Linked DNA regions of Mus musculus: region 1 is linked to region 2. Evidence: chromatin loops called from intact Hi-C (ENCODE). Cell type or tissue: left cerebral cortex. All regions are shown on one strand. Each heading gives the region's core, and the rest is flanking DNA. Links, peaks and the distances in the headings are about the cores only. Region 1 holds the start of Mir221 (microRNA 221). Region 2 has its middle 260 kb from the start of Mir221.

Evidence for each region. Hi-C counts contacts between places; a loop is a spot of excess contacts. Peaks named below come from ENCODE experiments on the same cell type or tissue, not always from the same donor. Only the 100,000 strongest peaks of a DNase experiment are listed, where the experiment ranks them.
Region 1: a loop joins it to region 2, with 2.2 times the contacts of the local background. A loop is called at or near these places in 5 of 42 quality-filtered maps.

The regions. Positions count from the first base shown.
Region 1 is chrX:19,143,717-19,159,945 of GRCm38, reverse strand. It overlaps Mir221 (microRNA 221), which reads left to right and starts at 13,558; the gene lies at 13,558-13,652. Mir222 (microRNA 222) reads left to right here and starts at 12,975; the gene lies at 12,975-13,053. It overlaps Gm14636 (predicted gene 14636), which reads left to right. Exons shown (of 5, transcript NR_168020.1): 5 at 1,017-3,475. In left cerebral cortex, for the core only: no CTCF peak of the experiment used is centred there; DNase peaks (open chromatin) are centred at 4,939, 7,305 and 7,854.
Region 2 is chrX:18,875,459-18,891,687 of GRCm38, reverse strand. No RefSeq gene overlaps it. Among named protein-coding and RNA genes, the nearest start is that of Mir221, 260 kb to the left of the region's middle. In left cerebral cortex, for the core only: CTCF peaks have their summits at 5,600 and 9,421 (motif pointing left); DNase peaks (open chromatin) are centred at 9,046 and 9,372.

The sequences.
Region 1 (16,229 bases), core at 4,789-12,788, 270 kb before region 2:
TCAAGCTCTTCCTGGAGACAGAAGAAAGACAGAAAGAAAGGGATCGACTAATAGTCTATAAAATGGGGTTGGAGAGAGGAGTAGCTGTAAGCTATAAACTTACTTTGTCCCTTTTCCCTCAGTAAAGGTTTTTTGTTTGATACTTGTCATTCGGGAGCCACTATACCTCTCACAGACAGACACACAATATTTAAACATTTTCTGTCAATCAGATTCCTTGCTTAAATGGAGAAAAAAAGACTTGTGAGGGAAATCTATGCAGCAAAAATGGCTGGATGGATACACTGACTTCCTTCTTTTATGGCTAAATTATAAATATGATTTCATACCACTTAAACTTTCAAATCATTTCTATACAGAAAAGTAAATGTTAACAGAAGCCTCCCTAAAGATATCTTTAGAAAATAGTTTAAATAAAAAGAATTCTCAGAAGAAAGAGAACTGCAATGGACACATGAAGATGGATTATTTAGGAATCTGCTTTCCATAGTAAAATGCTTCTAGAAGGTAGGCGGTAGTTACTAACTAGAAGAAGAGGGATATTTCCAAGGATATGTGTGATAGGTAATCTAAAGAGGCAAACCCCCATTACACTGTATAAACCCAGGGTGGGTACAAATTGTAGGAGGCTTTCCTTTGGTAAAGTGATGGTTTCATGATTCTAGTTATGATGATTATTATGAAGCTTCTAGTAAACAAAGACAAAGGAGCTCAATGTAGGTAGTTCTTCCTCTCCTGTGTATTCAGAGAGGTGAAGAGCTTGACTATTTAATGGTGCCATGTTTTTAGTTATGTTTACCTGTAATTCTCTTCTCATGCAGCATGTCTTTGAGCATTTTGTTTATAACTTGAATCAGCTTAGGTTTTTCATTATGTTCTATATTCAGTTCTCTCTAATATATATATATATATATATATATATATATGTGTGTGTGTGTGTGTGTGTGTGTGTGTGTGTGTGTGTGTGTGTATTTAAACATATGTATTTAAACATAATTATGTTTCTCACAATTTAGGAATTGTTAAAGCATACTGACTACAACTGGAGACAAAAATGGAACCTAAGAAAATAAAATCACTTGGGAAGGATGTGAATTCATATATCTTTTCTCTTAAAGTTGTTTTGAAAAGTAAGTACTTGCCATTCCTAATTGTTTTTGTTTTGCTTTTTTTTTTTGTAATCTGATACTGAAAGCGTTGATTTGTGCATAAAGTATATATAGTTACTGCCATCTGGGAGTTTGCATTTTAAGTGACATGGCATGGGTAAGAACAGACATAAAACATATACACACCATTATATAGACAACTAGACTAGATCTAGCCTGACAACAAATGGAGCTTGATATTCATAGATCTTACCTGAGTGGATGTTATTTCATGATATCTGAACCCTTGTCCAAACTCTATATCATCTGGCCTGACTAGCTAGTGATGTATTCCTGTTAACCTTTATATTCTTGTTTAGCAAGAGTCCCATCTGCATAAAAGAGTTACTTCTTTTGTCATTTTGGTTTGGTTCAGCTGGGAGGGATAGCATCATTGCTTCAGGCTGAAATGGACTAATCTGTTTCACTTGTGGGTAAGGAGAAACGAATACTTTGAGAACAGTGTGGCGTGGGGGAGAAAGGACACAATTGCTGCCTTTCATCCTTCCCTGCCCTGGCTCAGGATCCCAGTGTGGAAATGGGGATGCTTAGGACTTAATGAGCACATTTATTTCCTTGGATGAGTTGCATAGGGAACCAAAAGGAAGATGAAGAAATGGACATGTAGGAAGTAGGGAAGTCCTAGGGGAGTGAAGAACCCGTTGCTTTCAAGCCCAGGTGTCAGCCCTTTATTCTCCCTGGTGGCTGGGACATGCTGCCCCACCCCTGCTTCCATCCTATGAATCAAGTGACTGCTTAGAACTGAGCACCACTTTGCTGAGTAACTGAGGAGAGTGAGGAATTCAAGAATGGCCTTTTAAGGCACCATTTTGTATGAATCATCCTGCGTACATCTCTCTACTGAATCTACTTCTAGAAATAGAGAGCTACCTTCTTGTCTTGAAGACAACAGCACACATTGTCTGTAAGCATTGTGTTGTGCTCACTCCTTCCTCCGAGGCCTAATCTCCTGTCCTTGGTCCTTCTTGTATGTTCCCTGAAATTTCCCTCTCCTGCCATGTAAATCCAGACAACTTTCTGCCTGCATTCTATTTCTGCCTTTGAATTGAGTCTCTTCGAAACAATTGTGTGGTGGCTGGGCACTGCAAAATGAGTCAGTTCCTACAGTTTGGTTACAAGTTCTCAAAAAGTATTTCAGAATGTGGATGTGGTCAGCAGAGTCATTTTCCAGGCATCTAAAAGGAAACCCACATCAACTGTAACAATTGAGCTCTGACCGGATGGTGCCATACAACAGAACCAAGGCCTATTTTCTCTTAGAGCAATGCCTAGAGCCATACACGAATTTATCTGCTCCTAGCACATCTTCAATGGAAAGTCTTGTTCTTGTTTGCAGGTCACATTTTATTTGCCACCATTTGAAAAACAATGTGACACAGGTTTTAACCTTATTTACTTTTGGATGTTGGTCTGAATTTGAAAAATTATTAATTATTTTTATAAACTAGAATCAGTGAGACTAGAGTATGATTAGTAGATGACTTGAAGTATGACTTATGGATGAAAAGTGGGTAATTTTTCTGAGGAATAACCAAGGGGCACTTTTAGATATCATGTAGTACATAGGATTACCTCATTTCCTAATTATGTTCTGGATCTTTCAGCGTTGGTCATATAAATAATTAAATTCTTTTCAAGCTTTGAAGATGTTTCAAGCTCATCAACAACAGAATATTTTAGCTTAGCATGGGCTTTAGAAAAATCTTTTGTGGCTATTTACTTACTTGTGTACCATAAGTTCTGTAAAATCTGATTGAGCTGGTCTTCAACCATTCATGAAAGCTGATGACATTTTCAATAATAAAAAAAAAAGCAAGATTAAAACATGAGCAAAGGGTCTCCACAGATCCTTCACAGAAGAAGATACCCATATTGGAGATAAGTGCATGAAGGTGTTCTACATCATTATTCATTGGGGAAATATAAGTAATAACTACATACTGTTTGAATGGCTGAAATGTAAAAAGACTGACCAGCAAGTAGAAGTTGAAGATGCAGAGATTTGGGGCTCTCGGTGACATTTAGGAAGAAATGTGAAATGGTAGAAACAATTTAGAAGACAATTTAGCAATTTCATAAAATGTCAGACACATACTTACCATGTGACCCAGATGTCCTATTTAGAGAGACAAGAAAGCAATGTTGTATGTGAATGCCCATAGCAATTTTATTAGTTATAGTCAAAAACTAGAAAAGCACAAATGTCCAACTGCAAGTTAATGGGTGAACAAATCAACAGTGTACCTCAATGGATACTGCTCAGTAATGTAATATGTTACTACTTTAAATAAAAGGAAGAGCCCTTACTTATGAGAAGATACTCTATGTAATTCTGCTTACATCAATTTCTAGAAACGCTTTGTGGAAATTGCAGGAGTGATTGTATGAAGTGGCAAACAGAGGGGTGGGTAGCAAGAGGTCAGGGTTGCAAAAGGGCAAAAGGAAAGCATATCTAGTCAATAATTTCACTTTATTATTTATGTCGATGTTTCATGGGTGATTCTGTTTTGCAAACTTCCCAATCATCTAATTTAATTATGTGTGGTTTATTGTGAGTTGGTTATTTCTCAGTTTTAGAAAAATCGGAAGAAAACAAGATATCATTGTTACAGTAGATAGAGGGTTTGAAAATGTCCCTATTTGGCAAAATCAAGATTATCCTGTCTTTGGAAAGTAAAACTTGTTAGAGTTTTAATGGTTTGAGTATTGAAATACCGAACTTCTAGTGTAGAAGACCAACCAAAGTTGAACAGTGAATATAATCTGTAACTGTCCTATCTCTCACTACTCCTTGTCATTTAAATTCATTTTCAGGAAGTGTTTCTTTCCCCCAACACTGGTGGGACAGCCATCTGCTGGCTTTATAAACATGAACTTAGCCACCACTGTAGGGCTTGCATGCAGCAAGGCTGCAGCTTCTGAAGCTAGCCTGAGGTTATATGGTACCTATCTCATTGTGTACAAGCCTTTCCTTGCTCACATGGATCAGAATTGTTTCCTTTTGTTTGAAGAGTAAAGGGGCTCAGAAAGGCCAAGCTGTTTCCTGAATCACAGGAACCCTTGTGTTTCTTTCTCTGGTCAGAATTGTCTCCATTCTCTCTAGCTACTTGCTACATACACCTTGCTACTTTCCCAAACTTGTATCAGTGACTATTTGACCAAGACTCTTAGCTCACTGATCTTTAAGAGTTCTTTTTATATATGTAAAACCCTAAAAAAAGACCCCCATGTAAGCCTCAGTTTCCCCATCTATAAACAGATAATACCACAAGTGCTTAGTTTTCAAAGGTTCTTATAAGATTCAGAGACTCAGAGAAAGCCCAGCTCTATGTACATCAGCATTGCCTGTGTAATTATCCACATCAGTCTGTATTACTGGAACAGTACTGAGTAGAGACTAGAGTGGACCCTCTGGGACATTGAAAGTGAGGGACATTGAAATGGTAGTCTAATTCCATGTGGTACCCTATGGCTTTATTCAAAACTGGAATATAACACAGTGAATAAAATCCTGTAATTATTTCTAGCTCTTTCTAAAGGGATACTAAATAATAAATAATTGGCTGACAATGACTCACAAAGCCATAGGTGAAGGCAGGTACTGTTGAGTTTTTCTCCTGGAAAATTGGTCCATGTATTGGTATACTCCTTTCTCACCTGGCGTATGTTGATAGCATATTTCTTCTTCAGGTACCTGTCACTTTCAGTGTCCCTCACTATCTCTTTTAGTTTTTCTCCTATTTGGTTTTGAGGAAATTGCCTCCAGAGAACTTCTTACATAATTTGCTACCCAAACTTGTTGATGCTCATGTGATAAACTATACAGGGACCAAGTATAGCCTCCAGTACTCTGAGATGGTACTTAACAAACATGTATTGAGGGAGTATATGAAGAGTTCTGTGGGCAAGCAAATTTAAGACTCTGAGAGGAAAAAAAATAGTCTGCCTGTCTGCTAGGTTTTTCAGAACCTTTTATGTTTAGAGGGAAATAATGCTGTGTGCAATTTTTTTCATATGTAGTAAAGTCAAAAAACTGTGGGGTTGTTTGTGTTTGTGTTTGTTTTGTGGCTTGTATCCTGGTTTAGGGCTCCAGTAGAAACACTGTTTTGTAGCTTCTTTGGTGTACTGGTAAATAACAGTTTTCCTAATTTGCTTTCTGTCTTTCCCTATTCTCACGTTGAAAACAAAACACAGCTTGTTTTCTCAGATCTTGAGAGGTCTTGTCTCTTAATGTTGTGTCCATGTTTGGAGAATCACTCAGCTGTATTTTAGCTTTAAAAACATTAGGGGCTATATTAATAAAGGTGAACAAGGAAGGTAATATTCTGTCTGGAAATGAAACTCAGTCAGTGAAAAGTCTGTTCCTTTGTTTCATTTTGGCCAAATCATCTGCTACTGCTTGTTTATCATTTATGACTCTGTTCTTTGCCAGTTTTTATAGGGACAGGAAGAAATGTGGTGATGGGCATGGCAGCTCCCAACAGTCTGTGTAGGATTTCTGTATTATTGCTACCACTGTTAAAGTTGGAAAGTGAAAGAATGGCCATGTCTGGGCCTTTTTTTTCCACTTTGTTTCCAAAACAACAAAGAGTTTGATCGTCTGAATAAGGTTTACAAGAGAGAACGTGTCAGAAAATGAATAGTTATTTCCCATGAAAACCTGAGACAGTCTTTCTACCATAGGAAGCAGGAGAATAAACTTGGACTTTGGGACCTGGAGCCTCAACTTCAGCTGCGGAAAAAATGCAGAGCCTTCTGTTGGGAGTGGAGTGGCTTGATATAGATGCCAGCGCCTCACACATGATAGGTAGCCACTGAGCTACATCCCTTCCTTCTTAACGCCTCTCCTTTTTAACTGATAGTTACATTCCTGGAGCATATTGGCAGTCCCCTCAACCCCACCTCACTTTCAGCTAAGTCTCTCAAGGCACACCTCTTCTGACCTCTTCTTCCACTCACAGAAAGAGGAACCAGATTTCCCCTGTGTTACTTACCATCAATATAAACAGCATTTTTATTCCTGTCATTTCCCCCTTTCAACCTAGTAATGAAGTTGGCCACTGTTTCTCTGCACAGAAAGAAAGACTTTTCCTTTTTCTCTTGCCTTCCTCCAAGCTTAGGGATAGTCCTTGCTTTGCTGTGTGTTCTGGACTCTAACCTTTTCTAACTTTTTAAATTAAGCCCACAAAAATTACTTTCCTCCCTTCCCAACCTTTCAGATTTTCTCCACCTCCTAATCCTCATCTTCTACAGAGCCATTCAAGAAGCTGATGTCTCTACTGAGGAATGTCAGGGCACTTGTCTTCTCCTACCTATATTTCTAGTTTTGTTGTAGTGGCTGACATTCCCTGTAGTTCGTCACTAGTAGTGACCCTTTTTAGTATCCTCCTTCCTTTTTATATTGTATATTGTATAGTATAACAATAAATGATCTCCAGTTGAAAGTAGATCTTTCATTTTTTTTTAAATGTTTACCTCTTGTGTGTGGTGCATAGGCCAGAGGTCAATCATCAGTGTTGTCTTTGGATACTGTCCACCTTGTTTTCAGACCTTGTCTTGTTGGAAATCATCAATTAGAGGAGGCTCCCTGGTTAGCAAGCCCAAAGAATCCACCTGTCTTCATCTCTCTCTCTCAGTTGCTAGTATTATAACCAAACACTTTGTTGTATGTTTTTCCAACTTTGGTTCGGTGAACCAAATGCACATCCTCCTGCTTTTATGGCAAGCACTTTAGAGACTTTTTAAAATATCTTCCCAGCCCTACCCTTCTCAATTGTTAACTTTGAGTTCTGACTCACTTCATGGTGTTTCTCTACGTATTTTTTTTTTGATTTCCAGAACTGGCCATGTACTGGGAAAACCCTTCCAGGGTCAGTATGGGCACAGTTCAGCATCTACAACTAAACTAAGGCCAGAAGGAGAATGCTATTGTCAGGATGTGGCATGGTCCTTGGTTTATACTAAGCTGTTTCCAACAAAATACTTGTTTCTAGAGCCAATTAAAAAAAAAAGCAGATTTATTTTCACTGCATGGCAACCAGCCTTAACAACTTTGGCAGCAAACACTTGATTGTAAGTAAGAGCTATATACTGCTGTCTTTCTCACATTCTCTAGAGGTTATATAAAGCAACTGGTATCCCCACTGCCTTTTATGCAATACACTTCAGACCGCTAAGTCTTACTTACCTTTTCAATTTTCTCCCAGATTTTTCTTCCCTCTTTCTCTTTGCTGAGCATTGCCTCTTATAGCTGGCAGCTTTATCAAGTAGAGTCTGCATGTACAATGATATACATTTGGCTTTTTATCCTTTTAAAATGATCAGAATTTGGTGCTTCCAAATCTTCACACTCCATCTGTTAGCTTGTCTTTCCCTCTTTTCCTTTGTGGTAATAGCATTTGTATAGTCTTAGTTGAAAATAAATTGTCATACAACCACAGAACTCTTATCAGTTGGTATGGTACACAGTGAGGTTTGCTTTATAGTAGACTTCTTGTGGGGCAGGCAGACTGTAGTGAAGGTTAAAAGTCTTCCTAAGAGTGCCCCTTGCCCTACCTTAGGACCCTTTTATGCTGTTAAGTGGATAAAGGCATACACAGGTACAATCCTGAATGGAGATATTCGTCTGTTGGGGTTTTGTGTGTCTCTGTGTGTGTTGAAGTATATTATAGGTGCCCAGACATTTTATAATTGATTGGTGTCTGGTAGATTTAGGTGACCACTGTTCACTAGATGCTTCTGACACCTCAAGTGCCAAGAATGAGACTTGATTCTTACCTCAAAGCACCTGTATCACAATTCTAAACCAGTAGTGTCACAGCAGTGTGGCTTTGTTTCTGACCAACACAGACTAAGCCATCACAATGCCAGCCCTAAAGAAACATCCTTCTTACCAGCTAGGAGGCCTAGAACTGGGCCTTCCATGGGCTGAGGGATCTGCCGAGGCAGCACTCAGAAGACCTGCTACTTGCTTTCTTTTTAGCTTGTCTGAGCTGAGTAGAACTTGTCTGGGAAGAGTAACAGAAGAACTAAAAATTCAGTATCCTAAAAATACTGGATGGCGTAAGGAGTCATAGTGGCAGCAAAAGAGAAACTCTGTGGTTAATACATATAAATGAGACCTACAGCCTATGACGTTAGGCTCATATTAATACCTTTAGAAAACTGCACATGGCTCAGAAGTGAGAGTAAATTTGTAAAGGCCAGCAATAAGTTGTGATTGAACAAAGTCCAAGCTAGCAGTTTTTGGAGGAACTGATTTTAGTTTTTTCTATTATTTACAGGTTCAGAAAACAATTATTTGATATCCTTATTTTCTTATCATTAATGGGATGCAAATAATTTTATTTCCCCCTTTTAAGGACAGGGGTTCTTCACTGCCTTGAACACTGCTGATATTATATCTAGAAACTGCCTTACATATTTCTTCCAGAGAGGAGGGAGGAGGGAGAAAGTGGAAAAAATGGATTTGAGGCAGTTGATTTCTAGAATTTTTCCACAAAAGACTGTGTATAACTCAGGTTAAAACTATCTTTTTGTTTTTTTCTCTTTCAGTGTATTTAGTAAGCAAAAATGACTTATGCTCTCATCCAGTAATTATTTTAGAAATGATTTTTTTTTCATTCAGAAGGATTAAAGGCATGTATCTAATTGCTAAATATTATTCTCCAAAACTAGTCTGAGTCTGTCTTTATTAATTGGAAGAGGTTTCACCTTCAGAAGCCTGTTGTAGGATCTTGTGCCAACCTGATTCCTTCCCAGACCTGTTCAGGCTAGACTAATTTGGCAGAAAATGTCTTTTTTAAAGTGTGTTGAACAGGAATGTCCCAGAAAATGTTCACCTCAAACTTCAAGCTGACTTGTAGAGCAATTTACTAAATAGAGAGATGTGAGGATCAAGTGACCATCAGCTGGTATAAATGTTTTTGGTCAATATAGTCACAGGACCTCAGGTATGCAAAAGTTAGACAGGCTGCCACCACTTGTCTGGTTATGGCGATCGCCTGATTCAAGTGCTCTAACGTAATGCAGAAGGAATCCAAGTTCACAGGAATGTACTTTAATTAGACACCTGTATTTAAAAGGTTGGTTTATGCTCCAGCATAATTTAACTCTGGGCATACTGTGTGTATATGAATGAATTGCTTCCCTAGTCTATACTTACTGTTAATTAGATTTTTTATTCTTCACCATTTGAGAGTCGTGTGTGTGTGTGTGTGTGTGTGTGTGTGTATGTGTGTGTGTGTGTGTTTGAACAGCTTTATTGAAGTATGATAAGCAAAAACAGTACATACTTCAGGTGGACAGTTTGATGAGTTTAGAAATATATAACATCTGTGCTGATATCATAATTCCAATCACCCATGATCAAGGTAATCACTAGCTTAGTGCTTCCCAACGTTTGTTTTTGTCCTCACTCTGCCCCCTCCCTTCCCCTCTCCATGCATATGTTTACATTTTAAAAGAATATTTAACATGAAGTCCTCCTAGTGGGAGATATTTTATTTAAATTAATGCCGACTTTGTTAAATTTATGAACTGTCTTATGCTCTTCCAGATCCATATATGTGTTTGTGACAGAAGTTGATGGCATTCTTTAGTTAATGGAAGGCTGCTAGCACATGAATCAAAGACTCATTCACACACGCACACACACTTGGGAGTCCCTTAAAATACTAAACTGAAAGCTATAATATGTATGCAGAGAACCTGGGGCACACCTGTGTAGGCCCTATGCTTGCTACTTCAATCTCTGTAAGCTCATATGAGCCTTGATTAGTTGATCTAGAGGGCCTTGTTCTGCTGGTATCCTCCATCTCGTCTCTCTCTTACATATTTTTCTGCCTCCTCTTCTGCAAGCTTCTCTGAGCTCTGAGGGGAGAAATTTGGTAGGGACATTCCATTTACAACTGTGTTTCAAGGTCTCTCTCCATGTTTAATGTCTGGCTGTGGATCTTTGGATTTGTTTCTGTCTACTGCAGGAAGCAGCATCTCTGGTAAAAGCTTAATAAAAAAGGCACTGATCTATGAGTATAGCAGAATGTCATCAGGATTCATTTTGTCACAGTGTTTTTTCATTATTTTAGACCAGGGGTATTTGGTTTTACCCTAGGTTTCTGGGCTAAGTCTCTGGTTCTGGTCACTCAAGTAGTATGGGATTTGGGTCCCATTTTATGGAATAGGCCTTAAATCAAACATTAGTTGGTTACTCCCACAAGGTATGTGCCACCACTGCCCTAGCATATTTTGCAGGCAGAACAGATTGCAGATCAAAGGTTTGTGGCTGGGTTGATGTCTATGTTTCTTTTTGGTAGCCTTCAGAATAATGTGTTATAGACACTAGAATATGGGGTGATGGTTCTATGTAGGTACTAGCTTTACCTCTCCATACTCAATGAGTTGTGTAGGTACTGTCTTCAGCAATGGGGCCTTGTCATCTGTTTTTTTTTTAAATTTTTTATTAGGTATTTATTTCATTTACATTTCCAATGCTATCCCAAAAGTCCCCCACACCCATTCACCCACCCACCCACTCCCAGTTCTTGGCCCTGGCGTTCCCCTGTACTGAGGCATATAAAGTTTGCACAACCAATGGGCCACTCTTTCCACTGATGGCCGACTAGGCCATCTTCTGATACATATGCAGCTAGAGACACGCGCTCGGGGGGTGAGGTACTGGTTAGTTCATATTGTTGTTCCTATATTCTTGGCAAAAGCCTGGATTGTTTTGTATGAGGATTGTATTTTCCCCTTCGGCCAACAACTCAATTGGATGTAACCTGGTTCCAGTACTGAAAGCTTTGTTTGATAACAAGAGATGACCACTTGGCACTGCATCTGCCCCCATTATTTGGAAACTGCATTTGGATTGCAACACTGCCCCTCAAATGTTCCTCAATTCAAGCTGTTTCTCTCTCCATATTTTGTCCCTCAACCATGCATACCCTTTCCTTCCCCACCCAATCCTCCTGTTCCTGCCCTACCCCCACCTCCAGAACATCCATTGAGTCTATTCTAATTCCTGCTCCTAGGGAAATCCACATGCCCCTGCTAGGCTCTTCTGTGAGTCTACAGGCTGTAGCTAAAATGGACTAAGATTTATAAATGATCATCTGTTTAACTGTGGCATTAGAAGTAACCAAACTAAACCCATGTCTCACTCGGTTAGCTTTATGTATAAAAGATGATTTAGGCATAGTTGTATAGTGTTGTGAGATATGCATTTGTGTGCTCTACAAATGCTTTATTTTATAGTAAGGGTAAGAGCTTGCCAAAACTGAACAAATGTTCTCCCCCCCCTCTCCATCTCATTATGCATGCTCTTTTGTAAAATATAGATAAGATTAGTTTATAACTGCTAAAGAGGGGGAGCAATCAAACAAAAGTCTACTTCCTTTGTCAGTCCCACTCTGTCCTCCCTCAAAGAGCAGAGCACACGGTGACTCCCACAAAATTGCTTGTGTTTCTTTACTGCTAACAATTTTGTTCTGAGCCACTTTTCTTTGTAGTATGCGTATGTTTGATTATCACTGTATGCTCCAGCTGCAAGTCTATTGAACTTGTTCTATTTGAAAGTTGGGAGCCTTTCTGAACTTTCTTTCTGATAATAAGCCTCTTAAATTTTTCTAAGTGGATGTTGCAGAATTTTCAACCACAAGAATACAGAACTCTAAGGTGTATATGCTTAGAGCAAAGTCATATGGTTATTTATATTAGAAAATGATCCTAAATATAGGGGGTGGGCAGCCATTGCCCATGGAAGTGAAATGTTGAGATCAAGTCGCTTATTTCAAATCAGACATTTTCCTGCTTTGGTTTTGGACAGTTGCCTCGTTCAACCCCCTAGGGTCCTTTCTCTCCCCCAGATATGTGTATGCATGCTTCTTGCACACTGCATGAATATCAAGCCTTCAGACACACATTTCTCAACTACCTTCAAAACAGTACAATTACTCTCAACTATTTATTATGTTATGGAATGACTCGTTTCTGCTGGATTAATTTCTTATTTTTCTCTACCCTTTTTGTAATCTGATTCTCAGTCCCAAATGTCAGGGGCCTGGGAAAAGATTCAGAAAAGTGTCTCAGTGAGTATTTTTAAGTATTTCTAGGAAAAATTAATGACTTGATCAACAAGGAGCTTACCTAGCTAGTGACTTAGACCTGTATTGTTTTGTAGAGGGACAGCTTAGAACAGACAAACTAATGAAGTACTACTTAGAATAGTTCCATAAATGCTACCTTTTAATAATTGTTTGTGTTGTCATCTATTGGATGGAACACAGGGCCCCTAATGAAGGAGCTAGAGAAAATACCCAAGGATCTAAAGGGGTCAGCAACTCTATAGGAGGAACAATGATATGAACTAACCAGTACCCCCCACCCCCAAGAGCTGTGTCTCTAGTTGCATATGTAGCACAGGATGGCCTACTTGGCCATCAATGGGAGGAGAGGCCCTTGGTATAGCAAAGATCATATGCCCCAGTACAGGGGAATGCCAGGGCCAGGAAGTGGGAGTGGGTGGGTTGGGGAGCAGGGCGGGGAGAGGGTATAGGGGGCTTTGGGGATAGCATTTGAAATGTAAATGAAGAAAATACCTAATAAATAATTGTCTGTGTTTTAGAAATTTAGGAAGTGAATCTAAAGGTAGTTAAGGTTTATATATATTCAGAGCACAAGAAAAATATGCAATTGAAAACTCTTGTATTGTTTCATTAATTTCTGTAATTGACATCTTTTTTTTTCCCTTCCAGAATCTCTCTTCAGAAGGCTACAAATTGTCTAACTCTCAGAAGGATTAGGGTGCCCTCAGTGGCTCAGTAGCCAGTGTAGATCCTGTCTTTGGTAATCAGCAGCTACATCTGGCTACTGGGTCTCTGGTGGCATCATCTAGCTTCAGTTATGGTACCCATAACAAGGTTATTGAAACGATAGCTTTCTGTAGAGCAACACACACATGCACACATAGGCACACACAGTTTTCAGATCATCTAATTTTCCATTATTCATTCATTCAGTTTTGGAAGTCATCCAGAGTTTGATGAAGGATGAAGTCAATTAACATTACAGAGAATATTTGAGCCATTGATTGGTTTTACTTCTTGTCTTCCTCTTTCCCCCATGAAGATATCATTTTCTATCCAGCTGTCTATGTATCATCTTCCTAAATGATATCTATCATGTCCCTATCTGTACTTCCATACATCTCTTGTCCTTTAATAGTCATTTTAAAAATAGCATGATGAATGACCACCAATCGAATTATTTGAGGAAATTTCACCTATTGGTAAGTCACAGGAATTGTGACTTCCATTTTCTTTTCTTATGGTAAATAAGACACATACCAACTTTGACATGTTAATCTGTATGGATAATTTGCAGGCTGAACATCCAGGTCTGGGGCATGAACCTGGCATACAATGTAGATTTCTGTGTTTGTTAGGCAACAGCTACATTGTCTGCTGGGTTTCAGGCTACCTGGAATCATTTCTTCATTGGCCTACTTATCATTGTTTTATCTCTAACATTTCTGAGTCAACTTTTCTAGGAGCCATAAATGAGTATGACTTATCTCATTGAAAAGAACAAAAGAAGGACCTCTATGAAGCTGAGCATCATAGCAAATAATGGTCTCACTGTGATTTCATCCAAAACAGTCTCACATGCCAGACTTGTCAACTGAAGAAACAGAAGAGAAGACAGGTCATATTATTATAAAATGTTTGGGTTTGCTATTTGTTATTGCTGACAGGAAGTAAATCATCTTAGCATACTGCTTCCGACCTCAGCATTTGTCCTCACTTTGGCTTCTCTTCCACCTGCAGGAGCCTGGTCTGTTTCTGTCCCTCCTCTGTCATTGTCCCAAAACTTATATGAAGAACTTTCCAGTCTGCATAGTCTCTGAACATTTTATTATGTTGCAACATCTCACTACACCATTTGTTCGCTGAAAGCATACCCTAGAATTTGACTGTCCACTACTGATGACCATCACTTAGGAAAACAGAGCAGCAGCTGTGTGATGGAATGACAAGCTTATAAAGAACTCAAGAATGGTTTTCCATGATGAGAAGAAGGGAATGGAAATTGCTTCTAAGAAACACAAGTTTTACAATGTGGGTTTTCTATTCTTTTGGTAAATAAATGGAAACTTAGAAATAATTTTAGACAGTAGCAATTCAGGATAAAATTTTCAGTGGATGAGTGGAGGTTTCAAGGGGGAATTTATTGTTATGTTATATATACTAGAGACTTTCATTAAGAAATTAAGTAGTTTACATTAATAGAAAAGGAATACAAGTGAAGCAAAAATCAATGCCTGTGTATAATTAATTGTTTAATAGTCAATTGTCATAATGTAATGAGTTTTTGTCACCTAGTGCTGAATCTAATGAAAATAAAGCAGATTGTACTGTCTGTTCTGTATGAGTTTTAGTTTTCTACCAGTTCATTCCATCCCCTGCCCAAGCCAATGGCCTTATAAAAAGGACCTTATAGTTCATGTATTTGACAACTTTTGAAGTGTGGTAGATAGCTCTACACATCATGGGTCTATTGAATTAAACTCATAGTTAACAAGTGGACAGTGCTTTATTTCATCTCTACACTCATGAAGCTCTTTGAATTCCTTTGTCTGTCACTAAACAAGTGTTGAGTGTACAGCCAGATATAAAGAGAGACCCAAGGTTTCATTCCTTCTCTGAAGTGACATAGAAGTACTTGATGGATTCCCAAAGCATGGCCAAATATAGTGATATGACAAGAAATACATATTGAGACTTCATGTACAGTCCCCAAAGCCCTCATACTTTACTGAGTGACAAGGATGTAAGAGGATCTTTTGTTGCATTTGATTTAGTCCTTATACAAGAACATCCTAGAACACTAGAGTCTAGAATACTGATTCAATCATTTCATATGCTAATAAAGGAGTGGTGGTACTGGTGGTGGTGTAGTTAACTTCCAGAAGTTGGCTAGATGCCAAAACCACCAAGATATGGTTAGTGGGTTAGACCCTTGTGCCTTCTGTTCTTCAGACTAAGTAGGTGACAATATTTTCCATATTTGTAGTATTGGGTATGTAACCTAGACATGTTTCCAAAGTACATTGAGCAATTATTACAACCCCCAGCTCAGTAATCATTTTTAGTCCATTTTTGTACAACTGTAACAAAATTTCTGAGACTTGACTGTTATTGAACAAAAATTATTTTCTAAAAACTCTGGAGGATAAGTCCAAGTTTAAGACATTGATATATATTGTCTGATAAGTAGTTTCTTGATGTTTACTCATGTGGTAAAAGGGAAAAGTGAGTTGAACACTTATCAAAGAATCCTATTCACCAAACCATAATCACATCTAGTCTATAAGGGTGGAGTGCTTACAACAGTCTACCTTCTACCTTACATAAGTATTTCCCATGCAGTTTCAACATCAATATTTAAAGGGTGCATATTTACTCTTCTGTCCCCATAACCCATTCATGTTCTTTTTACTTGTGAAATAAACTTAATTTGCCTCAGTAGCTTCTGAAATATTGATCCAACGAATCTAACCACTTCTTTAAAGTCTTACTTATTACACTTACACTTCTGATCACAATTTCAACATGAATGGGAGAGGTACATTCAGATAACAGCAATCATTAGTGCCCGATTAACCATGAATGTAATGGAATGTCCTCCAACTATGAGGTTCAGAAATCCTCCAGGGTACTAAGTGAATATGGTACTTAGCATGTGACCTAGGGTGGGAATGAAAGCCAGGTGCCTTCCAAAACATCTTAACACATATGTGACTTCACTGAATTGTACCTCACTTCAATCCCTTAAGATAAATGAGTAATGGTAAGTAAACTTCCCTGAGTTCCGTGAGGTATGCAACAACTTACCCAGCATGAGGGGTTCGGAGGATATATACATAGATGGACGGGCAAGTCTAAATGGCAACAAGCAATTGCTATTTGAAGTAGGACTATTTGTGAGATTGAGCTCTTCTGCAGTATGAAGGCATCAAAAGTCAGATAAATTGTAGACACTCAACTGATGTCATGAAACTCC
Region 2 (16,229 bases), core at 5,065-13,064:
AATAAGTCAATTTCTCCTTATCAATAAGAGCAAACAAAAATATCTCCAAAACTTGAAACATGCTTTGCCTATGTTCATATTTAGAACTGATACTTAAAATACAAAGTCTATGTTTTCTATGCTTCAACTACACCTCCCCTTATTTTCATTAAGTTCAAAGACACTTCATTTTTGTCAAGGAAAAAAAAATAGCTTCTATATTCAGATACTTATAGTGAAAAAATAAGGCAGCCAGAATCCAAGTAGAAATAAGAATATAATATTTAGGTATGAAAATATACTTGGAGGGTGAGGGATGAACAGGATAGAGAGAAAAAAGTCCTTTTAAATGAAGAGAGATTTTGTGTGGTAAAATAGTTTTGCTCTAACTGTATAGAATAATTCCAAAATAGAAAAAGAAAAGTGTAAAACCAGGAGGTTAAAGCATGTCACCATAGGGGTTGTAAAAGACAAAACACTAAAAAGGTATGTCTGAGATTAAGTGGGTAATTTAAACATTTCAAAGGGTCAAATTGTGCTGGGTTATTACTTCATCAGTCAATCTGTTCTAGTCATTAGATGGAAACTGCAAAAGTAGACAATGGGACCCCTCAATAAATTACTTTTGAAATTGTACTTTGGGATTTTCAACAACAGGAGTAAAATAGAATCAATTTAAGAAAGAAAGAAAGAAAGAAAGAAAGAAAGAAAGAAAGAAAGAAAGAAAGAAAGAAAGAAAGAAAAGAAGGAAAGAAAGAAACGCAGGCCCAGGAGAAATGATGATAGATGTAAGAACAAGCCTTCTCTTGGGGCTAACAATTTCCTCTACACTAGCACCAAGTCTACCCTGCACAATGCCATGCTTTCTGCCATGGCAGTCGTGAACTAAACCTCTGAAACTACAATCCACCTTCAGAGATTTGGGGGTTTTTTTGTTTGTTTGTTTGTTTGTCTGTTTGTTTTGTTTTGTTTCAATAAGAGTTACCATGATATGGTATCTCTACAGAAATAAAACCCAAACTAAGATAGTATGAAATGGCTAATTTTGCTCCTATTACTGGTGATTGTATTTTCTCTTTTTATATCTGTTAATTATGCTAGAATTTTGTCAATTCAAACCATCTTTCAAAGAAAGCTTTTATTTTATTAATTCTCTATTTTGTGATTTGTTGTTGTGTTTATGTGCTGTGTTGTGTCCTGCCTACCACATATCATCTTATTCCCTTGAGACAAGGTGTTTTAGTGAATCTGGAATTAGGGTGGTCCCCATAATCCTCTTGTTTATGTACCTTAAAGCATTGGCATTACAGGCTGGAACACTTTGCCTGGCTGTTTACATGCATGCTGAAATTTTGAGTTCAGGTTCTCATGCCTATACAGCAAGCACTCTTACCTATGGAGCCACCTTCCCATCTCCTGTTTGTTTGGTTTTTATTTAAATTTCACTTAGTTCTTCCTTCTTCTGTGTCTAGCTCTTTTAAGTTCCTACTACCTTTGCTCCCCTGTTATGATGGATTGTATCATGGAATCATGAACTCAAAAAAACTTTTTCTTCCCTGCACTAATTTTTGTCAGGTTAAAATGCTTTTAGCTTTAAATATTTGATGAAGTTTGTTTAGGCCATATATGGTTAATTTTGGAGTAAGTATTTGAAGACAATTGAAAATAATCTGTGTTCCACTATTGTTTGATGGAATGTTCTATAAAATCATGTTGGCTGATGCTATTATTGCGTTTATGATCCCTGATGGTTTCCCTTAATTGATATTTTGAAAGAAGATATTTAAAGTGTATAACTATAAGCCTGCAGTTTTTGTTGATTTGTTCATTTTTTAGACCAGTTTTTGCTTCATACACTGTGTGTGTGTGTGTGTGTGTGTGTGTGTCTGTGTGTCTGTGTCTGTGTGCATTTGCTTAGACTTTCAAAGATACTATGAAAAATATAAAGATGACTTCTAATCACACAGTAGGACTTCATAATCACTGTGAATTGCCAGGAAAACATTTATCCACTACACTTCAGACTGTAACAGTTTTTGTTGTGGTTTCCCACATTAGTCTTCCTTCTCACTAAAATCATAGCCCTTCATGAAACTAGTTTAATGTCCTAACTCTTCAACTTTCATTGGCCAAGGCCATAGCTCTCCTCCCCATGTGTCCATTGTAGTTGCTTTCTTTCCAATCTTTACTACCTCCAAGACAGGTGTAGCATCAGTGTGAGGACTAAGCTATGAAGCCAGAAGTGGAAAGGGGTCATGGGAGAACAAATTGTTGATAAGTATGCAAGGAGCCATGGGCAGATAAGACAAATTTTTATTCAGTACTACACTGAACTCTAGGGATGCAGATGTCAGCAGCAGGCATCTAGGCACCACATACAGGCTACACACAGGTGGGCACAGGCACAGAAAATGTGTCATACAGGCTTCAGGTAGGTACACGCAGTCCTAAAATGACATGCTGGTGAAGGCTAAAGGCAAAGGCACATTCCTTTGACCTCAAACTCATATTTATGCAAAACCACAGAAGTGATATTTGCCAAAAATGGTAATATAACTGAGTACATCACTGCTTAATTATGGGTTTCCTGGATATCCAGTGTCAGCCATTTTTTTTTTCTGGATGTCCCTGGATATTCAACATTCACCATCTTGGCCCATGTTGGATATCCACAAAGTACCATGTTGCCTAGCCCTTATAGCTTGCTGTTCTATACATCCAGATTAAAGAACCATTTTAATTTCTCATTTCTATTTTTCTTTTTTTTCTTTTAGTAACAGCTTTGCTCAGATATGCTTCTTGTTCCATACTACCCACACATTAAGAGCAAACGAGTCACTGTCTTTCAGTATAGTCAAAGAATTGTGCAACCATTACCACAGTCAACCTTAGAACATGCTTATTGTTTCAAAGAGAATTTTGTGCCATTTAGCTATCACTCTGCTCAATACTCTGTAATCCACGAGTCCCCATTTCTAGTAGCCACTAATCTACTTTATGTCACTACAGAGTTGCTAATTATCGGAGTCTCAAATAAATGTAATCATACAGTACATTGTCTTTTGTGATTTATTTCTTTCACTGAGTTTTAAGGTTCATCATGTTTTAAGTAGTTTGAATATTTAGTTCCCATTGTTTATCCATTCATAAATTGATGAAAATTTGGTTTGTGTCTATTATACTATTGACTCTATGCATAACATTATTGGAAACATTTTTGCAAAACGAGTTTGTGGAAAAATGTATTTTTCATTTCACTTTGGAAAACTCCAAGTAGGAGAATTGTTAATTAAAAGTATAACTATGTTTAGCTTCTGAAGAAACTACCAAAATGCACTGTAAAGTAGTTCTATTATTTTATATTTCTACCAACACAGTATGAAGGGTAAAATTTCTCTACATTCTTACTAATGTTTGCTTGTTTCCATTTTCAAGTAGTATGTCCATGAGTGCATACTGAGTGTGCATATGTATCTTACTGTGGTTTTGATTTGTATTTCTCTGATGAGTGCTGAGGAGAAACATGTGGTTGTTCACCATATGTGGGTCTTTAGAAAAAATGTCTATCTAGACACTATGTCCAATTTAAAATTTGATTATTTTTCTTTTTATTGTTGAACTCTATGAATTCTTTTTATATTCTTGACTCAAATCCCTAGTGATATATTATTTACAATATTATATCATTTTGAGATAATTATATTTTTTAACTTTCTTAATGGTGCCTTTGAGAAAAAAGTAGTTTTTCATTTCTTCCTTTTGTGCATTTAACAGTATAATAAGAAGTATTTGCTAAATCCAACATTATAATTTTAACTTTTAAAAAATTTATACCATGGTCCATTTGAATGAAAGAAGTTCCAATTTATTCTTCTGCGGGTGGCTCTCTAGTTGTCCCCTCACTACTTGCTTAGAAAGATGTCTTTCTTCCACTTAAATAAATAGTCTTACCATACTTTTTAATGACTGTTCTGGCTTTTTTGGTACCTTGAATTTCCATATGAATCTCAGATTAGTTTGCTAGTTTCTAAAAGAAGCCAGCTATGCATCAGGTCTTGCATGTAACCTGCAGGTCATTTGGGGATGTAATGCTGTCTTCATGACATTTAAGTCTTCCAACCAGTGAACATGGACGGCCCCTCTACTTATTTAGAAATTTTATGTAAATCCCAATAGGGATGGAATCCAAGACAGTGAAACATGTTAAGCAAGTGCTCTACCACTGAACTACATCCCAAGCCTTGTATTTTTGAGACATAATTTTACTGAGTCGTTCCGGCTGGTCTTGAACTCATTATTTAGTTCAGACTAGCTTTTAACATGATTATCCTGTCTCAGTTCCCTGAGTACTGGGATATAGGCATGTACCATCATGTCCAGTTTAATTAGTATTTAAAATTTTTCTTTCAATACTATTGTTACAAGTTTTGTGTTTCTTTTGTTAAATTTATTGCTAAGGCTTTCATTATTTTGTTGATATTATACATGTAATTGTGTTCATAATTTGCTTTCTGTAACTTTACTTTTTTCAAATGTGTAGAAATACACTTAACTACTACCTATAATGATCTTGTACCCTGTGACATGTTGAATTTGTTAACTCCAGTAGATTTTGTAGTATAATTCTTAGAATTGTGTATGAGGAAGATCATGTCACTTACAAAGATAGCTTTATTGTTCCTTTTCAGTTTGATACCTTTTCTTTTTTTGTTTGTTTCCTAAATATTTTGACTAGCCTTTTTAGAGGAGAAGATAGTTGTGATGAGGATGGGACACATTTTCTTTTTTATTATATTAGGATGAAATTTCAGCATTTCACCATTTAGATGAAATCTACTGCATTAATTTTGGCATGGCCACAGGCAATTTCATCATTTAGCATAACATTAGCTGGTATTTTTTGTTTGTTTGTCTTTTATTATATGTTTGTTTTGAAGTTGCTCTTTTATTCCCAGATCACTAAATGATTTTTATCACACAGTGATATTGAGCTTTAATGGATACTATTTTGGAGTCTATTGAGACAATTTTGTGGTTTGGCTTTTATTCCATTGATAAGGTTCATTTTTTAAAATGGACTTTAGAACAGGAAACTACTCCACACTCCTAAAATAAATTCTCCTTGACCACATTACATAATTATTTTAATTTATCTATTTTAGACTCTAATGTCTTATTGAGATACATATCAGATATTTTGGAGAGGGGATTGATCTTGTGTGTTCAGGGTACTAGTCATTATGTTTTTGTCTCTAGGAAGTAAAGTAAATCCTAATATGTAGAATGCATGCTTACTTATCTCCTTGAATATCTGTACGTTCCTTCTAAAAATGGCTAATTATAGAGAAGAGGCAAAGGAAGCACTTTTTAAAGTATTCATGGTCCCTATCAAGTGTCAGCACTTAGGGACTACCTTTATCCTTCCCACATACTATATACAGGTTTCTTACCATGTTTTAGTCAAAATTAAGAAGCAATGCTTGGTCTGGAAGAATATGCTTGATGCTAGGTCACCTTGCTATGCTCTCTCCCTCCTTCATTCCTTGGATTCCTGTTTTTGTGACTAGATTCTGGCTTAACTCAGGGTTGTATCTAGACTGCTGGTAATCTCTGGTACTACAGTCATTTCAGCCCCAGATGAAACACAAAGAGATGAACTACATGTGCTTTATTCCAAATCTAGCTCTATCATGTACAAGCATTAAACACTATAAGCTTATTTCCTTATCAACAGAAGGGAGTAATAATGCTTACATCACAGAATTGTTGCCAGAATTCAATTGTGGTTAAAGGTAACAATCACATATTAAATGCTTCACAGATGGTTAATATTTGTGAAAAATAAGAATTATGTATCTGAAGCAGGAGGATTGCCATGAGATTCAGGACATCCTGAGATATATAGTGAATTGTAGGACTATATAGTGAGACTCTGCCCTCATCTCTCCAAATAATAATAGTAACTGGGCTTGTCCTAGTTTCCACCAGTTCCTGGCTAGGAAAAAGTAGCAGGATCCACCAGGAGGCAATTGATGATAGTGAAGATATTACATCTACCTCTAGGGAAACTGAGGTACCATTTACCTGACTTACAGAATTTACACTTTAATGGAAAGCAGTCTTCTTTTATATGAACATGGATTATCACATAACTAAAATTCCAAAATAATAAAGAAGAAAGTAACTTAGAAAGGAAGAATGTAATAACTGCTTGAACATCAAATACTTGCTAAAACACCAGATGTTTACTAATTAAGTATGAATGGATCAAAACTTTTACATGGTTAATTTCTTTTTAATACACAAGGGTTTGATAATTAAAGGACAAAATCTTTGCAAAAATCTCAGTATTTGCAAAGTGCTTTATAGTAATAGGATTCTCTAACACATCGATCCTACTCAGTATTAACTCAATCCTTTAGAATGGGCTGTACTCCCTGTCTTACCTCCTTCAAATATGTAAAGAAGTTACCAAAGCCTCCATGGAAGAAAATAAGTATATTTGATTAAGTGCCTGAAACCCTAATTCTAGAAATTTTTCAATAATGTCTATTGCTAAAATTATTACTCACTTTCTATGTAAAAAGTAAGAAATTTAAATACATGGTTCATTGATTTTTTCCTAACAGCCTTTGGAAATGTGCTATGACTACCTCTGCCTTAAAAATGCAGAAATTGGGCCCTATGGAGAGTAGATAAAATTATAACATACCATGTTCTTAGTCACTAGAGCCCCTACTTCCAAAACTGGTATTTATCTTTGAGGAAGAAGTCTGTGCCAGAATTAATGCAGAAGGCCCACTGCAAACTGAGCCCAATTTCCATCTATCTGCAAACCATGGGGTTAGGATTATGGCTTCTCTTCCCACCACCATTATTCATTCCCTGAACCCTCTTTCACTCACTGCCTCCCATTCTCTAAGTCAAGTCAATAAATGAGCTTATCAAATTATTTAAAATATTGTTCTCTTGAATCATATACACAATTTACAGCAATTCAACATGGCTGGAGTGGCTTTACCAGATTTTGGAAGTTGTACATAGTTGTAGTTATGGTTACTGACACACACACACACACACACACACACAAAATCATGGAATCTAGTATTAGTTTTTCTAGCAATGGTTTTTGCCTTTCATCAAAAATAGCTAAAGTTTAATGTATTCTACACTTTTCAATACCTCAGATATATGACCTTTTAAGTAAAGAAATACATACTTTAAATTATAAATGCTGAGAATATTTCAAATATCTAGGATTTCAGATGAAGGCAGAGGGGTTTTACTTATCATTTGAAATATAGTTCTTAGCATCTTGTAATTATTTTAATTCCTAGACCTTTAAAAGCTGACTTGGTACAGTGAATTCTTCCTGTGCTAAAAAATTGAGATATGTGAGTTTAGTCTACTTATAACTGAACAGAATATGGTTGCATGGGTGGTAGGAGAAGATACAAGACTCCTGGGTCGGTAATTAATTTCAGGAAGGATCAGAGAGTAGGTTGCAAGCACATCAGAGAATGTTTCCTGGGGAGGAGCTCTCATAAGGTGCTGGGGAGATGGCCAGGTAGCATCTGCACATTTAGGAAAATATAGATCTTTTAAAAGTGAAAAACAAACATTTCTAGCCTTTTCTCAGGCGCAAAACACTGCATTACACAGCTATTCTTGAAAATGTAACCTGGAACAGAAAAACAGTCTTATTTTGCTTACAAGATACACAGAAACAGAGAGACCTGTGGAAGTGCTCAATGTCTGAAATATGATTCAGACAGGTAAACGGGATTTAACTGAACTCTACTGGGAAATTTGCTGCACTAGTGCTATAGTGAAATGGCTGCCATGAATTGGTAAGAAAACCCAGGATGAAAACATTCAATTGTGAATTGTTTCATTCAACATTAATACCTACATGAGAGAGAGAGAGAGAGAGAGAGAGAGAGAGAGAGAGATCCTCTTTAGCCTGCTATTTCCTCCCTTCCCCTCATATTTAGATTATCTGCTATTGTTTTTTTTTAAAGTCCCCAAAGCCTAGTGACTAAAAACAATATATTAAGGATCAATTATTCTGTGGGTTGAATGGGCACAGCCAGGTGGTCCTTCGTTTCTCCCAGGTGGTTAGACTCTGATGGCAGCTGGAGTCATTAGGAGACTCAACTGAGTGAGACATCCAAAATGGATTCTTTAGCCACATCTGTCTCATCTGCCAAGATCTGAGAAACAGCTAAATGTTTTTCAGGCATTTCCCTCTTCATCTAGCTTCTTCATGTGGCTTCCACAAAGGACAGTAGTTTAGGGGTAGTCCGACTTTTTACAGGACAACTGGCTTCCTTCAGAGCAAGTAGTCAAAGAGAGTCAGGTATAAACTGCAAGGCTTTTCTTTACCACCAGAACAAGGGACTTCACCCAAGGGGAAACACCAGGAGATTTAGAACATGTGAGGTTAGGAGCACCCCTGGTGACTATCACATGAAGGAAAGTTAGAATCTAGCTAAAAGTCAAATGTGCATTTGTCCACCAGGCTAGGACTCTATTTTTAAACAAATATAATTACCTAAAACACAACCTAGTGTTTTGGTTAAGCATAGCAGAGCCAAAGTTTCTTTTTATTAAACAAAAGAGAAAAAAAGAGAACTTTGAACTTAAATTATCATCTGTAAACTTGACTCCCATTTATTGGAGGATTTTGATAACAGCCCAGACTTTGTTCTGTTGTTGGCTGGAGGCAGACCTGACACCATTCTCGGGCTGACAAACAAAAACAGGTGAGTGCATCTGACATGACTCACCTTGCTAGCAGTGATTACCACCCAGATCTGGTCTGGCAAAGCAGACCACCCTCCCTTTCAAATGCACCCAGGCTCACGCACAACCTGAAGCATATCCTTGATCCTTTCAGATATGATGGACTGAACACACATCCAAACTCGTTCCAGTGAGAGACATTTTGTTTGAGTCTTTGGCAAAATGTTGGCTGGCAAAGTCATCTGGCTGGCACATTCCTCCAGCATCAAGTTATGGCACTGCCACCTCTTCTCAGTAGAGTTTTGAAATTTCATTTTGCACACCCTGTACAATGTGAGTCACTCGGCTTGCAGAGGAGGAGGAGGAGGAGGCGGCCATCTGCTAGTCATGAGTAGATGACAAATACCCTGCCCTTCGAATTTCCATCCTCATTTCACAATATTTAAGTAAACACATTTTGTAACCACTTTTTTTTCAGAGTTCCATAGGGTTTGACATGATTTTTTGAAAACACTGTATGAAGCTACCTTTTCTCCTTTCCTTCAAACAACTGTATCTATTGATTACTGAAATGATACTGTGAAGTTTTAAACAGTCAGAGCAAAAGGAATACACATCTGAATCGCATAATTAAGCCCCGTGCCATTTCAGAACAACTGTAAGAGACCTCTCCACCATGCACAGCTCCATGGTGACCCCTGCTGTCTGCCTGCAAAAATCCCCAACTATTACCACCCATTAGAAAGAAAAGGAGGGAGGAGGAGGAGGAGGAGGAGGAGGAGGAGGAGGAGGAGGAGGAGGAGGACAAGGAAAGGACGAGGAGGACGAGGAGGACAAGGAGGACAAGGAGGAGGAGAAGCAGGAAAAGAAAAGAAAAGAAAAGAAAAGAAAAGAAAAGAAAAGAAAAGAAAAGAAAAGAAAAGAAAGGAAAAGAAAAGAAAGGAAAAGAAAAGAAAAGAAGGAAGGGAAAAAAAAGAGTGTCCAAAAGAGAAAAGCAGGTGTAAAGGTGTGGACCCAAACACTGGGCCTGAAGCTGCTTCAAGTTTGGCTGCATACCTCCTAAAACCCAAAAGAAGTGCAGAATCTGTGGTAAGAAAGACTACAGCTTTTTAAGTCAGAGAATGTCTTGCTATTAAAATTTAAAAACACTTCCTATGGAGTTTTGGTAGCATATCCCAGGTGGTACAAGGACTGACATATCCCATGTGGTACAAGGACTGGCATATCCTTAAAATTTGCACAGCCACAAAATAAGGCTGTTTTTTAAACTTTGATGAGGGAAAAGGGCGGGTGCCATTGAGAAAATGAAATACATTTCTGCTGACAAGTAGAGAAAGTGAGAAATGGACCTACTGGCAGAAAGGCCATGATGTTCTCAGCTCATCAAAACAGTGGAAAAGGAATAAAATAAAATAAAGCCACTGAACAATCACAAAAGTAACAAGACATCATCCTTCTCTAACATCGAGTGATCATTGTTTCTTTATGTATGACTGTAACAAGGTCTTTACCCATGAAGACTGTTGTGTTACCCACCAGAGGTTCTCAACCTTTCTAATACTGCAACCCTTTAGTACAGGTCTGCCTGTTTGTTGGCCCTTAACCATAAAATTAATTTCATTGCTATTTTATACTGTAATTTTGCCACTGTACTGAATTGTAACATAATATCTATGTTTTCTGACGGTATTAGGAGACCCAGGTCAATGGATCATTCAACATTTCCGAGGGAATTGTAACTCACAGGTCAAGAGCCACTGCCCAACACCAAGTTCCCTCTGATTTTTGAGAATTTGGGATGTAGAATTATTTCTTTTCTCCAATACCTTCTGGGGAATCACTTGCAGCAAAGCTAGTCCCCTGAGAAACACCTGCTTGCTCTTTCCAGTGTTAGCTTTCTTTTGCTAGAACTAGCTTGCAAATTTAACTTCTAAAAATCCTATGTCTGTGGTAGGTGAGCTTTCTTAGAAAAAAAATACCGTCCAGCAAAGGTGATTCTAAAGAGGCTTCTGAGAGTATGGACTGGGCAGTATTTCTATTCTCTCTCTTGTGTAGAGCAGTATGCTTTGTCAAGGGGAACACCTATGCTTCCCTTAGATTATCATACCTTAATATTCTTCTGTTGGTCAGGCTTTCAATACAAACTCACTTGTAGTTTGTTTAGGAGTGTACTCTCTTATGGAAGTTTCCAGATGTTAGCCAGTATTTTGACCCTGACTGAGTGCAGTTGCATGTCCTTGATCAACAATAATATTTTTTTTCTAACACAGTCGATGTCATGATTTCTTGGCCTCATAACTGTCTTATTCTTTTTACTTTCTCTGGGGACCTTTGTTAGCATCAAACCTAACAAAGAGAGAAATCACATCCCTTTATTTTCTAGCAGCCCATGACAAACCTGGAGCCATTTCTCAAACACAGACAACATAAGAATGCTTAGAGTTGATGCTGGCCACCACACCCTCCCTCATGGAAACCTGCAGGATCAGTCAGGCTGAGACTTTATTTTCTTTATAGCCTTTCCAGTACCTAACTTGCTTCTGCTGCTTCCATCCTCGTCTTCTCTGTGAGCACTTACAAGAGAACACACAAAATACTCTTGTCAGCCTCTTCCTGTGTAGGACTCAGCCTACAACTCACACTGCACTCTTTCCATATCCCTACAAATAGGAACTCACATCCTTATTGTTCAGGTGAAGCAATGTTCGGGGGTTATAAGTGTGGCCTGTGGTCTCATAGTTGCTATATAGTAAGGTAGACCTGGATGAACTTGAAGTCTTCATTCAACCTTTCTTTTTACTATGCATTGATACTCTCCCTCAGGGCTTCATGTCTGGCCTTATCTTCCTTCTTGAGTATACAATATTCTGATGACAAGAAATAAAGGCCCAGATGTCATGTGCCAAACACCTGATACATAACTGATGGTCTATACTGGACCTAAGTCACATATTTCCTCTCTGAAAAACATCAGGGCTCATTGCCACCTCTTCCTCCTTGACTTCAGGACAGATCAACTCTGCTGTTTGTGATATGTCATTATCCTCTTCCTGCACCCAGGTCACCACCTTTAACACTGTTCATTCGTGAAGCAACATCAAAATCAAGGGCCCTGAGAAGGCACGACTTCTGTTTATTTAATCACACAGAATAATCACTGCTCAGCTCCTAGGTGGTGCTTTCTATATGTCATACTAGCAAAGTTGGGTCACTCCTGGGAATACCTGTATACAATATTAGTTTCATTGTGAAGATCTCTTTTAAAACCAGAATTTATTTGAAGAAGCAAGACTACATACTACTATAAAACCACCCACTGCTAAAGTCAGAATTGTCTTTTATCTATCAAAGGAAATTCGCTATGATGGGAAGGAGAAAAGGTCTATTGCATCTGTTTCTCACATTCCACCGCCACAAACATTCAGGAAGGCTAGTCACTGGGACAGAATGAGGAGTGGGAAGGCAAGCAGATTCATAGTATCTAAGGATCAGAAGTAATGTTAACCACAGCTAAGACCCATACTGATGCAGCTGTACAGAACTGTTCAAGAACCAATATGGGCTAGTGGAGCCTCTTTTCAATTGTCTGCTCCCTCTTTCAAGCTCTCTGTTCCAAGTTTCCCTTTCTGACAAGAGTCTAGTCTGGGGGATCATAAAAGAAATAAAATACAATACACAGACATGACCCACTAGGACAGAACAGAATGAAAACCACAAATTATAATTGGTACATTTTACTTCCCCAAACCGTAAACATAATCACCACACTGTACCACTTTTCCAGGATCTTTTTCAAATGTGCATATAACTGTTTATGCAAAAATCACAAATCAAATAATTCAAGATAGTATACTTTGAGAGGTATCAGAATGTTTACCAGTGCCCATGATTTTTAATCTCCATCTATCAGATTAAGGATTTGTTTCTAAAAACACCCCATTAGCATAAGAAGAGCCACAAAAGAACCTAGACTCACTGATACTTCAGAGTTCCAGGAAGATTCATTTATCAAGCATCAAACACAAAGCCAGATGTAAAACAAACAAACAAACAAACAAAAAACCCACCAGCACAAGTTTTAATGTAATTTGGGAGACAAAAGGAGTTAGTATTTAGTGGAAGACCACACCCAAAAACTGGGGAGGCCATACCTGGAGGGCAGAGACAACACTAACAATACCAATACCAGACTTGCACTTCAACTCTAGACAGCAGCTGTTTAAGAAAGTGTCGAATGACTACAAAGATAAAACAATCTGGAATCACGTACTAGAGGACCACAGGTTCATCACTATACCCAAGGAGTCTTTCCCCTTTAGGAGTCCTTGGGTGGAGATTCAGGCCTGACTTGCAGGCAGAGCTCTCTGTACAGCATAATGTACAGGCCACTTCAACTAGGCAACTTCAAACCCATCAGCCCACTACAGCTCTTCTGTTTATTTCTGAAGGTAAGGGGCCATGCTCTGTCTTTAAACCAAATTCACTGCCTACAAAGGTGAGATCCATGGATTTATGCTTGATGGTGATGTAAGAAATCATATTCATAGATAAAATCCTGTGTTTTTGTTAACTTTATTATTCTCTGAAAATCCCAAATAGGAAATTATCTGGTTTTCAACTGTAGGAGGAAAGCATTGCTGGGCCTTTGAAGCATAAAATGTGAGATGAAGAGGACAATGGATGGGAGGGAGAGGCACCAGCTGAATTCCCCATCACTTCCTGAAGAAGCATGTGGAAAGTATGAATCTGCTCACATGCATAGCAAATGATTAAAGAATGTAGGTTGACATTGCTCAATTAGAGAGCCTAAGACATGTGTGTGAGGAGATGGTGGAAAAAATGCTGGAAAGAACACTGGTATGTTGGTCAGAAAAATCTCCTATGAGTGGCCATGTAGACTAACAGTGATTGCATCTTTGTAGCCTCAGTTCCTACATCATTAACAATGAGATAATAGCTACATCATCAGTCTGGGGATGTAGTTCAGTTACAAAACACTTCTCTGTTGTACTCAATATCTGGGGTCCCATCTCCAGCACTGACAAAAACAAACAAACAAACAAACAACCCACAGCTACACCAAGTTCAGAATTAAATGGTATATCTCACCTATAGATTGAAACCTAGTGGCTCTTCAATAAATAAATGCAAATCAGTGTCACCAGGAAATCCCTGTATATAAGTGACTAATGCACTAAATAAAAAAAAAATCTGAAGAATAAAAATTTAGTTGAATTGCAACAAATAGTAAAATGAGCAACAAATATTTACTGGACAACTACTGTCTTCCAGGTGATTTGTTAAGTGCTGCAAAGTATCCTTATTTAATATTATTAACAACCAATAATGTAGATAATTATTATCGTGATGTTATATTTTTAAAAACTAAGGGCAGACACAGTGGAACACGACTGTAATCTCAGCTTGGGCTGAGGCAGAAAGATAATGATTTCCAAGCCAGCCTGGCCTAAATAATGAGACTCTGTCACAAAAGTGAAAAGAAGTTGACTTGGAGATATTACATAACATATCCACTGTCTCATATCTACTGAGTAATAGTGCCAGAGTTTAAACTGAGACTTCCAGAATTGAAACTGCTGGTATTTCTTCACAGATGCTGAAGCCATTACCAAGAACTATAAGAGGAAAAACAATGGCAAGTAGTAACCATAATCATTCTAACAAAAAACAAGTCTTTCTCTTACACAAGATTCTATAGTACTAAGTACTTCCATTTGCATTTTCATTAGCACACTAGCAAAATAGATGTCATAGATAGTGTACAACTTGGGTAAGATGATGTATATAGTTCTATGACTCAGGAACTTGGGAATATAGTATCAGTGCCTACTTTACATGTTTGCGATGATTTGAGCAAGCTAATATTTGTATATTCTTTAGGGTATCTTCTAGAATGTGTTACATATTCTCATTAAATAGTTACATGACAAATACAAAACTTAATATTGTGAATCAGCATGATGTGTTTATAAAAAGATAAAGAAAGGGGGAATGTTCTATGGAGGTATAGTCAATGATTGGGGAAGGGATGTGCCTCAGCCAGCCCATGCTGAGGCATCCCTTCCCCCTGAGGGACCAGCCACACATAGGTATAGTATAGAATCGAATTTATTAAGGGCATGGGGAGGGGAGTCAAGGGGGTAGTAGAGGCAGAGAAAGACAGAGAGAGAAAGAGAGACAGACAGACAGACAGAGAGAAAGAGAGAGGAGAAGTAGAGGAGTAGAAGAGTAGAGGCCTGCCATGAGCATGTGGAGAGAGAGGGGGGAAGGGAAGGGAAAGGGGAGAGAGGGGAGAGAAGGGAAGAGAAAGAGAAAGCAAGAGAGCAAGAGGGCAAGGAGGGGGCAAGCAGCCCCTTTTATAGTGGGTCAGGCCTACCTGGCTATTGTTAAGTAACTATGGGGCATAGCATACCTGGCAGTTGCCAGGTAACTGTGGGGTGGAGTTTGGACAGAATGCTAACACAGTATATACCCAGGCTTTTTTTTTTTTGCTTAAATTCTGCATGAAGCTGCTCTGCAGTTCTTGGGTTGTTTGGAAGGCTTACTCTCAGCTTTTTGGTCCTTTCCATTGCTTCCCTTACCACAAATCCAACAGTAACTACTCCTCTGAGAGCTGTTTCTACAGCTGCCCTCTTCTCCTTTCTCTCTTGTTTTCTCAACTATATAAAACCACTGTTAGCTCAGCCTACCACTGTTCTGAATCAATAAGCCTGTAGCAGGCTGAAAAAGCCATCAGAGTGGGTGTGTGGCAAATTGCTGTGGCAATGTCTTTAATTACCTATGGTTTCAGAAATAACAGGAAAACACACACACACAAAAGACGCCACCCATCTGTCATAGAGATGGGTAGAAACCAAGGAAGACAAGAGCTACCACCAACCTGGTAAAAGACAAGAGAAAACCACACCCAGATGTTTTCCTAATTTTCTCTTGTGCCTACTTGTACCTTGCTCTTTCATATGTAGACCTATGCTGTCATCAAGTGCCCTGAAGCAGAGGAAACACCCACATTTCCAGGAGAAATTTATGGCAATATCCTTACCAGGGTGTTGCCAAGAATGTTCCCACAAATCACATCTCCTGAGACTTCTTTCATTCCAAGTTCTGCAACACATCTATGATAGAAATATTTCAAAGGAAAATGAATAGAACAGATTCTTTTAAAGATGGTACCTGAGCCCCAACCACACATACCATCAAATGTCACCACCAAAGTTCAACTTTGATACAAATCAAAGCAAGACCTCTTTATAATTTCCTCCTACTGAAAATGAACCTGACCCATGAATTCTCATGCTCTTATATGGAACCCCCCCCTACTGCCACAGGACTGCACTCCAGTTGGAATTTCTTTCTTTGAATTTTTTCTGCCAGAACTTTCTACCATGCCCAGTCTCAGCAAGATGTTATGACCTATCACACTATGCTCCACTCTACTGGGGTCTTTAGCTTCTTCCTGCACTATAAGATGAGAGCTATTTATG